Linked DNA regions of Homo sapiens: region 1 is linked to region 2. The links are chromatin contacts, found by Hi-C or POLR2A ChIA-PET in ENCODE. All regions are on one chromosome and are shown on one strand. Each heading gives the region's core, a stretch centred on a gene start or an enhancer-like site at or near the end of the contact. The rest is flanking DNA. Distances are from core to core; before and after follow the strand shown.

What was found. A loop is a pair of places that touch in the nucleus more often than their neighbours do. ChIA-PET counts read pairs that join two places held with the same protein, here RNA polymerase II (POLR2A). Pooled maps may share reads with other maps.
Region 1: a loop to region 2 is called in a map of CD8-positive, alpha-beta T cell, with 16 times the contacts of the local background. The contact joins the promoter of HASPIN here to the promoter of ANKFY1 in region 2. A Hi-C loop is called at or near these places in 1 of 168 maps with a recorded cell type or tissue (CD8-positive, alpha-beta T cell) and 5 of 50 pooled maps. POLR2A ChIA-PET finds 5 or more read pairs at or near these places in 1 of 52 experiments (activated CD8-positive, alpha-beta T cell).

Annotation. Positions count from the first base shown.
Region 1 is chr17:3,720,164-3,725,649 of GRCh38, reverse strand. It overlaps HASPIN (histone H3 associated protein kinase), which reads right to left and starts at 1,747. Exons shown (of 1, transcript NM_031965.2): 1 at 1-1,747. The coding sequence starts at 1,714. ITGAE (integrin subunit alpha E) reads left to right here. Exons shown (of 31, transcript NM_002208.5): 27 at 1,906-1,962; 28 at 2,267-2,362; 29 at 5,248-5,343. It also overlaps a transcript of P2RX5 not described here. RefSeq lists an enhancer at 1,062-1,817 and a silencer at 1,687-1,846.
Region 2 is chr17:4,259,973-4,265,651 of GRCh38, reverse strand. ANKFY1 (ankyrin repeat and FYVE domain containing 1) reads left to right here and starts at 1,673. Exons shown (of 25, transcript NM_001330063.2): 1 at 1,673-1,720. The coding sequence starts at 1,711. RefSeq lists an enhancer at 1,487-1,576 and a silencer at 2,227-2,376.

The DNA of each region.
Region 1 (5,486 bases), core at 498-2,997, 540 kb after region 2:
AGGGAGGGTAAGATCCCTGGACACAGTGCACTGAGTTCAGCCCGATAAAGCCTTCTGTGCGGTTGCACACTTCACCGGATAAGAGGCTCAACTCTTTGGAGATGATGATCTCTGGCAGGATTTCCTCAAAGGTTTTCTGATGGGATCCATTGACTAAATCTGGTCCTTCAATAGCAATGATTTTTATGGCTACGGGTGTGTGATCAGCAATTGTTTGAAACACTTCGCCAAACACCCCTTCCCCAATCTTCTCACAGCGTTGCAGTTTTTCTGTGGGAAGGCAATGGCTAAAGGGGACAGGACCCTTCTGACTGCATTCCCCATAAACCTTTTCAGCATCAGATGCCTTTTTGTTTGAAATACTTAGAGTGTTTAAGGGGCTTAGCAAATACATAGAGGAGGAGTGCCAAGAGGACGGAGCACCACTTGTTCTGTTCATGACAGGCCGGTTTGAACATTCTGATAGGAGGGATCCAGAGAGAGAAGTGGCAGTGGTATAGATGCTGCAGACCTCTGACACATCAGTCACAATTTTCTTCTTGTGGAAACTGAAGGAAGCCCTGGTTTTGGTCCAAAAGCAGACATTCTGTAAAGGAGTCAGGTCCTGGGTGGGGAACGAATCTTTTCCCAGCTTTTGGCCCTTTTTAAAGCGGTGGGAATGGAGGAGAGAGGTTTCCGTTGCCTCCTGATGTTTGCTCTTCCGGCTTGATCTAGTTCTCTCCAGCCTGTCTATTCCCCTTGGCACAATGCGGCCCTTGGGAACACTGGCCTCCTGATGCTCTCTCCGGACGGCCTCTTGAAGCCCTCTCTCTTGACAAGAGTCCTGGCCTGTGGCCCTCCTCTTGCCTGTGCTTGACAGACCTGGACCCTCTGGTCCATTTCCCACCACCAGTTTCCTTTTACAGCAGGACTCTCTCATATTCTTCCCATCTGCCCGAAACTCAGAATCCTCAGGGGTTCCTGAGTTCATAAGGCCAAAGAGAACTGACCTGAGGCTGGCGCGGGTTTGGTGGACCATCCTGGTGTCCTTGGCTCCTCCTGTCGCTTCCTCCTGGGAGCAGGGGAGAGATGCTCGGTCCAGGGAGACTTCTGGGAGGTGGAGGCCGCTCGGGACGGCTGAGGCTGCAACCAGACAGGCGGAGGTGCCGATCGAGATGACACTGTCCCTTGGCGTTGGGGACCCGGGGCAGGGCGAGGCCAGAGAGCTGAACAGGGAGGCACTGATGCCCAGCTCGTCGCCGTCCCTGGGCTGGCCGCACACGCTGAGGTCCGGGCTGAGGCGGCCGGAGTCGCGGCTGGGGAAGGGCGGAAGTCGGAGCGGGCCGCAGGGTGTGCTGCACTTCTGCGGGGGCCGAGCTCGCAGCCCCAGGCGTCTTGGGGTCACGGTTAGGCTTGGGCGAGCTCGCAGCTTCCAGCGCTTTGGGGTCACGGTCAGGCTGGGCCGGTCCTTGGGCACTCGGCCGCCGGGACGCCTCCGCCGCCGCCTCACCGGGCTGCCGGGGAAGTCGGGGTCGTCGGGATCGTCAGGATCGTCGGACTGCGAGGGGTCGCCGATGCTGGCGTCGCTGCTGCCGCTGCTGTTGAAGAAACGCCTCCGGTCCTGCGGCGGGAACCACTGCGCGGCTTCCCGGCCCGGCCGCCGCTGTCTCCTGCCGTCCGCAGCCCCATATGTGCGGAAAAGCCGGCTCCCAGGTCCCGGGAGCGAAGCCGCCATGGCCGGCACCCGCCAAGAGGTTCAAACGCAAACATCGCGAGACTTCCGTGCGACGCGGACGCGCCCGCCTGCCGCGGGGTCCTAGCTCCCGGCCCTGCGCATGCGCACCTCGCCAGGGCCGGGGCCGGGACGGGACGGAAAACTGGCGGCTTGGTTTGTTCAGCGCGTCGCGGTCATGGCTCTCGTTTCAGGCCTCCACGGTGTGCACCTGGAGTCAGGAGCGCGCTTGTGCGTACAGTTCGGTTCAGGTAAGCGCGGCCGTCCCGAGAGGCCAGGGGAGGGCGGAGGGCCTGAAGCGGGTAACGAGAGGCCAGGAGACTGTTTTTCCTGGGTTACCCCTGCCGGCCAGTGCCGGGGGCTGCCAGGCCCTCCCTAGCTTCGTCCCTGGGTCTCAATTGCTCCCGCTGGAGCTTCGCTTGGGCCGAGGTGAGCGCTGAAATTGCTCACACCCTCTATTCTGGGACCTTACGATGCTCTGTGTCCGAAGTGTTAAAAAGATTTCAGACTTTCCGCACGGAAAGGAATTGTGTTCACTAGACCTCGCTTTTCCAGCATGTGGAAGAATGGCATTCAGTGAGCTGTGTCATCGCTTCAGATAAAGAAAATGTCACCGTGGCTGCAGAGATCTCCTGGGATCACTCTGAGGAGGTGTTTGAGACTGAAATGCTCCAGATTTGATTATCCAGTTGCTCACGGGCATCGCCCCTAGAAGAGATAATAGCATCTTTGCATAACATGTCCATGTCCAAAATAGATCTTTTGGTGCAAAAAACCAACCCTCTGTCCCAACCCGTTCCTTAGCTACCCTCAGGAGGGAGATATACTCCAGTTACAGTACAAGGAACTCGAGGGATTACCTGTGACTCCTCTTTCCTACATCCCCACGTCTATTCCAGCAGCAAGCCCTGCCATTTCAGGGCCAAAATATATCCTAAACCCATTCACTTCTCTCCATTTCCACTGCCGTTGTAATTCAAGCTACCCTTTCTTGCCAGGGCTGTTGCAATAACCTTCGGCCTGCCTTTCTTGCCTCTGCTTTTCCCACATTCTTTACAAATAATTCCCACGTAACAGCTATCCGTCTTCTAAGAGCAGACATTAGATTGTGCCATTCCCCTGCTTATTAAAAATAACAAACAAACAAAACTGATGCTTGAGCACACTTAGACTAAAATCCATACTTTTTTCATGGCCAGAGCAAGGCAGTACTTGATCTGGTCTCTGCTTAATTCTTCAACTTCATCTCCTAGTACTCGCCTTTCTCTCCCACTGCCCCTTTTATAATCGGGTTATTCTGTCCTATTCTTCTAGCTCGCCAGTACAGCATTATTCTGGCCACAAGACTTTGTACTTGCTGTTCCTTTGCTTGACACTGCTCTTCCTCTAGGTCCTGACGTAGGTGGTTTCTTCTTAAATTTAGCTCAGGTGTTCTTTTCTTTTTTTTTTTTTTTTTTTTAGATGGAGTCTTGCTCTGTCACCCGGGCTGGAGTGCAGTGGCACGATCTCTACTCACTGCAACCTCCGCCTCCCGGGTTCAAGTGATTCTCCTGCCTCAGCCTCCCGAGTAGCTGGGATTACAGGCGCCGGCGACCACGCCCAGCTAATTTTTGTATTTTTAGTAGAGAGGGGGTTTCACCATGTTGGCCAGGCTGGTCTCGAACTCCTGACCTCAGGTGATCGCCCGCCTCAGCCTCCCAAAGTGCTGGGATTACAGGCGTGAGCCACCGCACCCGACCTAGGTGTTCTTTTCTTTTCTTTTCTTTCTTTCAAGACGGAGTTTCGCTCTTGTTGTGCAATGGCACGATCTCGGCTCACTGCAACCTCCGCCTCCCGGGTTCAAGCGATTCTCCTGCCTCAGCCTCCCAAGTAGCTGGGATTACAGGTATGCGCCACCATACCCGGCTAATTTTGTATTTTTAGTAGAGATGGGGTTTCTCCATGTTGGTGAGGCTGGTCTTGAACTCCTGACCTCAGGTGATCCGCCCTCCTTGGCCTCCCAAAGTGCTGGGATTACAGGCGTGAGCCACCACGCCCGGCTAATTTTGTATTTTTAGTAGAGATGGGGTTTCATCGTGTTGGTCAGGCTGGTCTTGAACTCCTGACCTCAGATGATCTACCCACCTCAGCCTCCCGAAGTGCTGGGATTACAGGCATGAGCCACCACACCCGGCCACACGTGTTATTTTCTTAGAGAGGCCTTCCCTGATCACTTATTCTAAAGTGGGAACTAGTGATCAAGTGATCAAGTTTAATGTTTTACAGTGATCCAGGTGACATTTGTGAGGTCTCAACTGAAGAAGTAGCAATGGGGGTGGAAAAGAAAGGGACAGATACAAGAAATAATTTAAAAAAAAAGAATTGTGAGTGTGGTGGCTCACATCTGTCATCCCAACACTTTGGGAGGCTGAGGCGGGAGGATTGCTTGAGGCCAGGAGTTCAAGATCAGCCTGGGCAGCATAGTGAAACCCCATTTCTTAAAAATAAATAAATACATAAATTAGCCACGCATGGTGGCTCATGCCTGTAGTCCCAGCTACTTGGGAGGCTGAGGCAGGAGTATCGTTTGAGCCCAGGAATTTGAAGCTTCAGTGAGCTATGATTGAGCCACTCCATTCCGGCCCGAGTAACAGAGTGAGACCTTGTCTCAAAAAAAAAAAAAAAAAAAAAAAAAAAAAGGAAAAATCTCTTACGTTAAATAAAATGAATAAGCTGGGTGTGGTGGCTCATGCCTGTAATCTCAGCACTGTGGGAGGCTAAGGTGGGTGGATTGCTTGAGCCCAGGAGTTTGAGACCAGCCTGGGCAACATGGTAAAACCCCATCTCTACAAAAAATACAAAAATTAGCCCAGTGTGGTGGGGTGCACCTGTGGTCTCAGCTACTCAGGAGACTGAGGTGGGAGGATCACTTGAGCCTGGAAGGTTGAGGCTATAGTGACCCATGATCATGCCATTGCACTCCAGCATGGGTGACAGAGCGAGATCCTGTCTCAAAAATAAGTCAGTCAGTCAAGAACTGACTTTGGATGGCACAAGGGAAAAGAAGTTGAAGAAAAGGCCAGGCGCGGCAGCTCACGCCTGTAATCCCAGCACTTTGGGAGGCCGAGGTGGGTAGATCATCTGAGGTCAGGAGTTCGAGACAAGCCTGGCCAACATGGCAAAACCCCATCTCTACTAAAAATACAAAAATTAGCCTGGCATGGTGGCACATGCCCATAATTCCAGCTACTCGGGAGGCTAAGGCAGGAGAATCGCTTGAACCTGACGGGGTGGAGGTTGCAGTGAGCCGAGATCGCACCACTTCACTCCAGCCTGGGCGAAAGAGCGAAACTCCATCTCAAAAAAAAAAAAAAAGGAAGTTGAAGAATAACTGCAGATGTCTTGTTTGGGTAACTTTATGTAGTGTTGTGTACGTTAGGGCCATTAACTAAGCCCAGGAATACCTTTAAAGGGAAAGGTGGTGAAGGCTGTTCAAACACAGTGAGTTCATGTCTAAAATATGTTTTGTTTCCCTCATTCCTTTCCCCATCTTCTAGTTACTAAAAGATGTAACTGAACTGCAGATCCTTGGTGAAATATCTTTCAACAAATCTCTATATGAGGGACTGAATGCAGAGAACCACAGAACTAAGGTAATTCCTGGCTGGCTTCTGAGTAGTGCCCAAGGAAAATTGTGCCTAACCTTTGAGCACCTCCACAGACATTCTGTTGCCCTCTTCCTGTTTTCAGCCTTAACACTTCTGATCTTGGCTCTGCCATCGCTGCCTTTGTGACC
Region 2 (5,679 bases), core at 424-2,923:
CCACCACTTTCCCTGCAATCCTGAACTATTGATGCATTCTTTTGATTCTCCCTTGAGTAAAAGTCTTTTTTGAAAGGTCTCATGCTGGGCCGGGCATGGTGGCTCATGCTTGTAATTTCAGTACTTTGCGAGGTTGGGGTGGGAGGACTGCTTGAGACTAGGAGTTCAAGACCAACCTGGCCAACAGAGACTCCATCTCTGAAAAAAAAAAAAAACAAAAAACAAGAAAGGTCTCATGCTATTCAGCTATGTTACTGTTTAGCCCTCCATTTTGCAATTGTCTTAACTAATCGTATAGTCCTCCCCACATTCACCAAAGATTTTAGCTCCTGATGCTCCTTTCCTTTCCTACCTCTAAATCCCAACATCTAATTTTCCTGCCTTCTCACTTCCACTTCAGCCACTCTATTCCGTGGCTCTGTCCTGGACTTTTTTTTTTTTTTTTTGAGACAGAGTCTCACTCTGTTGCCCAGGCTGGAGTGCAGTGGCACAATCTTGGCTCACTGCAACCTCTGCCTCCCGGGTTCAAGCGATTCTACTGCCCCAGCCTCCCGAGTAGCTGGGATTACAGGCATGCACCACCACGCCCGGCTAATTTCTGTATTTTTAGTAGAGACGGGGTTTCACCATGTTGGCCAGGCTGGTCTTGAGCTCTAGACTTCAGGTGATTCACCCTCCTCGGCCTCCCAAAGTGCTGGGATTACAGGCGTGAGCCACCACGCCCGGCCTGTCCTGGACTTTTCTCATCTCCTAGTGCTACTTCACTATGAACCTGTTTGCCACTTTAACCACCAAGCTCTCACAACATTGCCTGCACTGCACTGGCCTTCAATTATCAGAGACCTGCAGTTTCGTGGCTCCTCCATCAGTCCCTAGCCAGTCTGTATCCCACGTTTGATGGCCTGGGCTGTCGTCTCATAGCACCCTCAATTTATTTTGGGCAATGCAATCCCAAGCCCTGGATAAATGCTATAATTCAAAATATCTGCTACTGCAGCCTGGTGGCTGAGTTCTAGAAAAAAGTGATCCATCAACACATACATGAGGCACATGAAACCAGGCCTTCCAACTTCAGCGTCCTCTTCCAAAGTTTCTTTGCTCTTCTTGGTCTCCTTCCTTGTCTCATAACTTCACCCATAAAATCGATGTCATCAAACGATCTCCCTGATTTTCTTCCCCCCTATATATCTGCACGCATGTTCTTGTTTCCTACCGTTTTAGTGGAATAACAGGTGACCTGCCTCTAGTCTAAATTTAATCCGTTTTCCTGAGTTCTGCATCGCATGCAGAGCATCCTACCTCCCCAGGGACCTCTCCACTGACTCCTTTCTCCCAGCCTCTCCTTTCTTTACAAACCTAAGGACCAACAAACCCCCTCTCTCGACCCTCTCATTGCCAAGCTTCTCCAGAGTAGTCTGCATTCGTTGTGTCATCCTTTTCGGTGCCCTGCCAAGGACGTGGAATATGACAGGGCTCAGTCAGTGCTTAATAAATCTCGAGCCTCAAAAATACCCGGTAAAAAGAAACCCGGCTCTCCGCTTCCCCCAGAGTCCAGCAACCCCCTCCGCTTTCATTCACCCACTTTCCTACCCTCGGCTCCGCCTTTTGCCGCGCCTCCCGCGATTCTCGCGAGACTTGGTGATTCCGTTCCGCACCGCCCCGGTTGAGCCGCGCACTTCTCGCGAGGTTGCAGGCAGTGCCGGGCCAGACATGGCGGAAGGTAGGGTTTTTTTGTGGAGCCGCGCGGGAAGACACGGAGCTGTGGGGGCGCTGCTGGCCGTGCGAAGCTGCCGTGGGAGGGGAAGGCCGGGCGTGGTTGCATGGGGGCTCCGCGGGTCTCGCGAGCCTTCCTGTCTAGCCTCTCCGGAGCTTCTCGGGCCGGGGTCCGGAGCGCGGTTCCTATGACAACGTCCCTCCCGCGATGCCGACCCCGCGGGACTGCGGCCGGCTGCGGAGCCGGGCTGGCAGGTCCCGCGCCGGTGCTGCGTGCAGCCGCGGGGCCCCGAGGGCAGCACGGGAGGCTCTTGATTGCCGGCGGTGCCGGGACGCCGGGGGAAGTAAGCCTTCTCCTTAGGAAATCGAAACTGCTGTCCTGGCACGTTCTGCATCCGGAAGGGGTCCATCCCTCGCTTGCGGAAGAGCGTGGGTCTCCTCGGGCTGGGTTGGGGTGAGGTGGGGTGGGGTGGGGGCGAGGCAGCAGCGAGCTGGCCCACGCTTCAGGCGGGCGCACTGGCGGCTCCGGCTCTGCTGCAACCCCAGCCTTCAGGCCAGGCGTACAGATGAAGACGGGAGGAAGGGGTTTGCGGGAAGGGAGTTGGCCAAGGTCACACTGCTCACAAGAGGGCTGCTCAAACCAGACCTCTGTGCCTTTGCCTCCCCGTCCAGTGCCTACCCTCTGGTCTCGTGCACTTTTCATGACATTGCAGCTTAAGGCACTCTGGTCTCTCAGAGTCTGCCTGTCTTAATGTAGCAGTAATTAGAAGCCTTCATTGTCAAAGCCTTATTGTACACGTAGGGGGAAAGAAGGCCCAGAGACGGGGAGTTACCTGTCAGGAATCGTGCAGGGACATTGTTGGATCTGGGCAGCCTGGTTCTCCTCTTCACCCCATTATTGGAGAACAGTATTCCTTATTTGACCTTTGTTTATTGAGTGACTGCAGTGTGCTTGGCCACGACCTTTCCTGTTGGTTTTGAGCTTTGACTGAACCCATCACTTGATGGATCTTAGATTTGGGCAGCACCTGACAGTTGGTCGGCTTTTCTCATTTGCATTAGACTTCAGATAACCTCGTGAAGGAGGCCTGGCGTGTGTATTTGCCTTTATTGATAAAGGAATTTAGGCAAAGTTACAGAGATAGCTGTGACTGACACCCAGTTGGTTTTGGGGGGTGTGTGTGTGTGTTTTGAGATAGGGTCTCGCTCTGTCCCACCGGCTGGAGTACAGTGGCGCGGTCACGGCTCACTGTAGCTTCAGTCTCCTGGGCTCAAGCGATCCTTCTGCCTCAGCCTCCTGAGTAGCTGGGACCAGGGGCGCTCGCCACCACACCCGGCTAATTAAAAAGGGGTGTGTGTGTGTGTAGACAAGGTCTTGGCCCCGTGTGGTGGCTCGCGCTAGTAATTTCAGCACTTTGGGAGGCCGAGGTGGGAGGATCGCTTGAGGCCAGGAGTTCAAGAGCAGCCTGGGCAACATGGCGAAACCTCGTATCTACAAAAAATACGAAAGTTAGCCAGGTGTGGTGGCACGTGTCTGTAATTCCAGGTACTCGGGAGGATGAGGCACAAGAATCGCTTGAACCCGGAAAACGGAGGTTACAGTGAGCTGAGATCGTGCTACTGCACTCCAGCCTGGAGTGAATGGAGTGATGGCGGGTGCCTGTGGTCCTCGCAGTAATACTAGGGAGGTGGGAGGATCATTTGAATCCGGGAGGCGGAGGTTGCAGTGAACTGCACCAGCCTGGGCGACAGAGTAAGATCCTGTCTTAAAAAAGAGAGAGACTAGGTCACACTATGTCACCCAGGCTGGTCTCCCAACTCTTGGGCTCAAGCAATCCATCCGCTTTGGCCTCTCTAAGTGCTGGGGTTGCAGGTATGAGCCATCGCGCCCGGCAGGCACCCAGTTTTTGTCTTTACTTTTTCTACCATATCCCTGGAGGGGGAAACTTTAGGTGAATATTGCCTGAAGGCAGAGGAGTAAGAAAAGGAGCAAAAACCCAAGGGATTCCCTGAAGTTGCTTTTTGAGTAAATCACGGAATGTTGTACACAGCAGACAGCTGTTGCTCACAGGAGTGAGGCGGGTAGAAAGGTTCAGGAAGGTCTTCTGTGAGGTAAGGGGTAGTCTGGCGCTTTTGCACTTAGGAAGGTAAGTTCGGTGTTTTGGGAATACATTAGCAAGGTTGAGATTGTGGAGGGCTGCTGGTTTTTCATTCAGCAGCTTTACTGAGCACCTGCTGTGCTTTGCAGTCGGGTTCCAGCCCTGAGGAGCTCATACAGGCTGAGTCAGCATACTCATCATCCGGCAAGCGCCTTGAGAGACATCTCGCCAGTGGGGTGTCTCTCCATAAACACACGAAGAAGACATCCTTTCAGGGTTAAATTAGCAGGGGGATAGCTAGGTAAGCAGTCATGAAGTTCTGACTTCACAGTCTTTCTTTCCTTCCCTTCCCCTTTCCTTTTGAGGGAGTCTCGCTCTGTTGCCCAGGCGGGAGTGCAATAGCGCAATCTTGGCTCACCACAGCCTCCACCTCCTGGGTTCAAGCGATTCTTCCACCTCAGCATCCCAAGTAGCTGGGATTACAGGCACCCGCCATCATACCCGGCTAATTTTTGTAGAGATGGGGTTTCACTGTGTTGGCTAGGCTGGTCTTGAACTCCCAACCTCAGCTGATCTGCCGGCCTCGGCCTCCCAAAGTGCTGGGATTGCCGGTGTGAGCCACCACACCCGGCCGGCCACAGTTTTTCTTTTACCTCTTTTGTGTCCCAACTTTTTGTTGGGATTTAAGCTTTTTAGAAACGATGTTGCAGACTTCAACTAGGAGGCATTCTGGGTCATTTAGCTTATTAATCTGAAGGTGCTTGCTATGCAAAGGAAGGCAAGATTAGGTAGAAAATGTTTCTTGGGATATTAATACTACTGCTTGTGCTTTAATCAGATTCTCAGAGCCTGCTATGCTTGTTTGGAGACAGTTATTTAAATATAAATAAATAGCAGATATCTGTGTCATATAACTTGAATGATCTGTAAACACACTATGGGAACTTCCCTGATAATGGTTGGTTGGCCATGTGAGAATGTGGGAGATAGTGCCTAGGAATAGTAAATAGGATCGTGAGAGACTGAGGATACAGCTTCTTATGTGACTTGTTTAGAGAACAACCTTCTTTCCTTCCATCTATCCATGGCTATTCATTTGACCATATATATTTAGCTAAAGTCTGTCCTAAAATTAGTTTTATTCCCCAACTCTACATCTCTGTGGCTATCCTGCTTAATCTAAGCTTCATTTGTGGGTTTTTTTTTTTTTTTTTTTTTTTTGGAGACAGGATCTCACTCCGTCACCCAGGCTGGAGTACAATGGCGTGATCACAGCTCATTGCAATCTCCACCTCCCAGGCTCAAGTGATTCCCTCACTTCAGCCTCCCAAGTAGCTGGGAGTGCAGATGTGCATGCCACCACATTGGCTAATTTTTGTATTTTTTGTAGAGTTGGGGTTTTGTGATGTTGTCCAGGCTGGTCTTGAACTCCTGGGCTCAAGCCATTCACCTGCCTGGGCCTCCTGAAGTGCTGGGATTACAGGTGTGAGCCACCGCTCCCAGCCCTAAGCTTCGTTTGTAAGTGAACTACTTCAAAAGGTTCCAATTAAAAGTTTGCTTTTAACTTTTCCTCCTAGATTTTGCTCTCTCACAGCCTAATTTCACAGTTTCTAGTGTTCCCTTTAAGACATCAATCAGATCATGTCTCTCCTACTCTTCTTAATACTCCTGCCCCTCAATGCCCAACTCTCACACTTCTCCGTAATCTTAAAATATATTCCAGTTCTCTGTTAAGTATTAACAGGGTGTGGGCCCCACTTAACACTTCGAGCTTATTTCCTACTTTCATTCACTGTGCCCCTGCCACACTGACTTTTTTGCGTTCTTTGTGTGTGCCCGACATGCTGCTACCTCTGCGTCTTTGTCC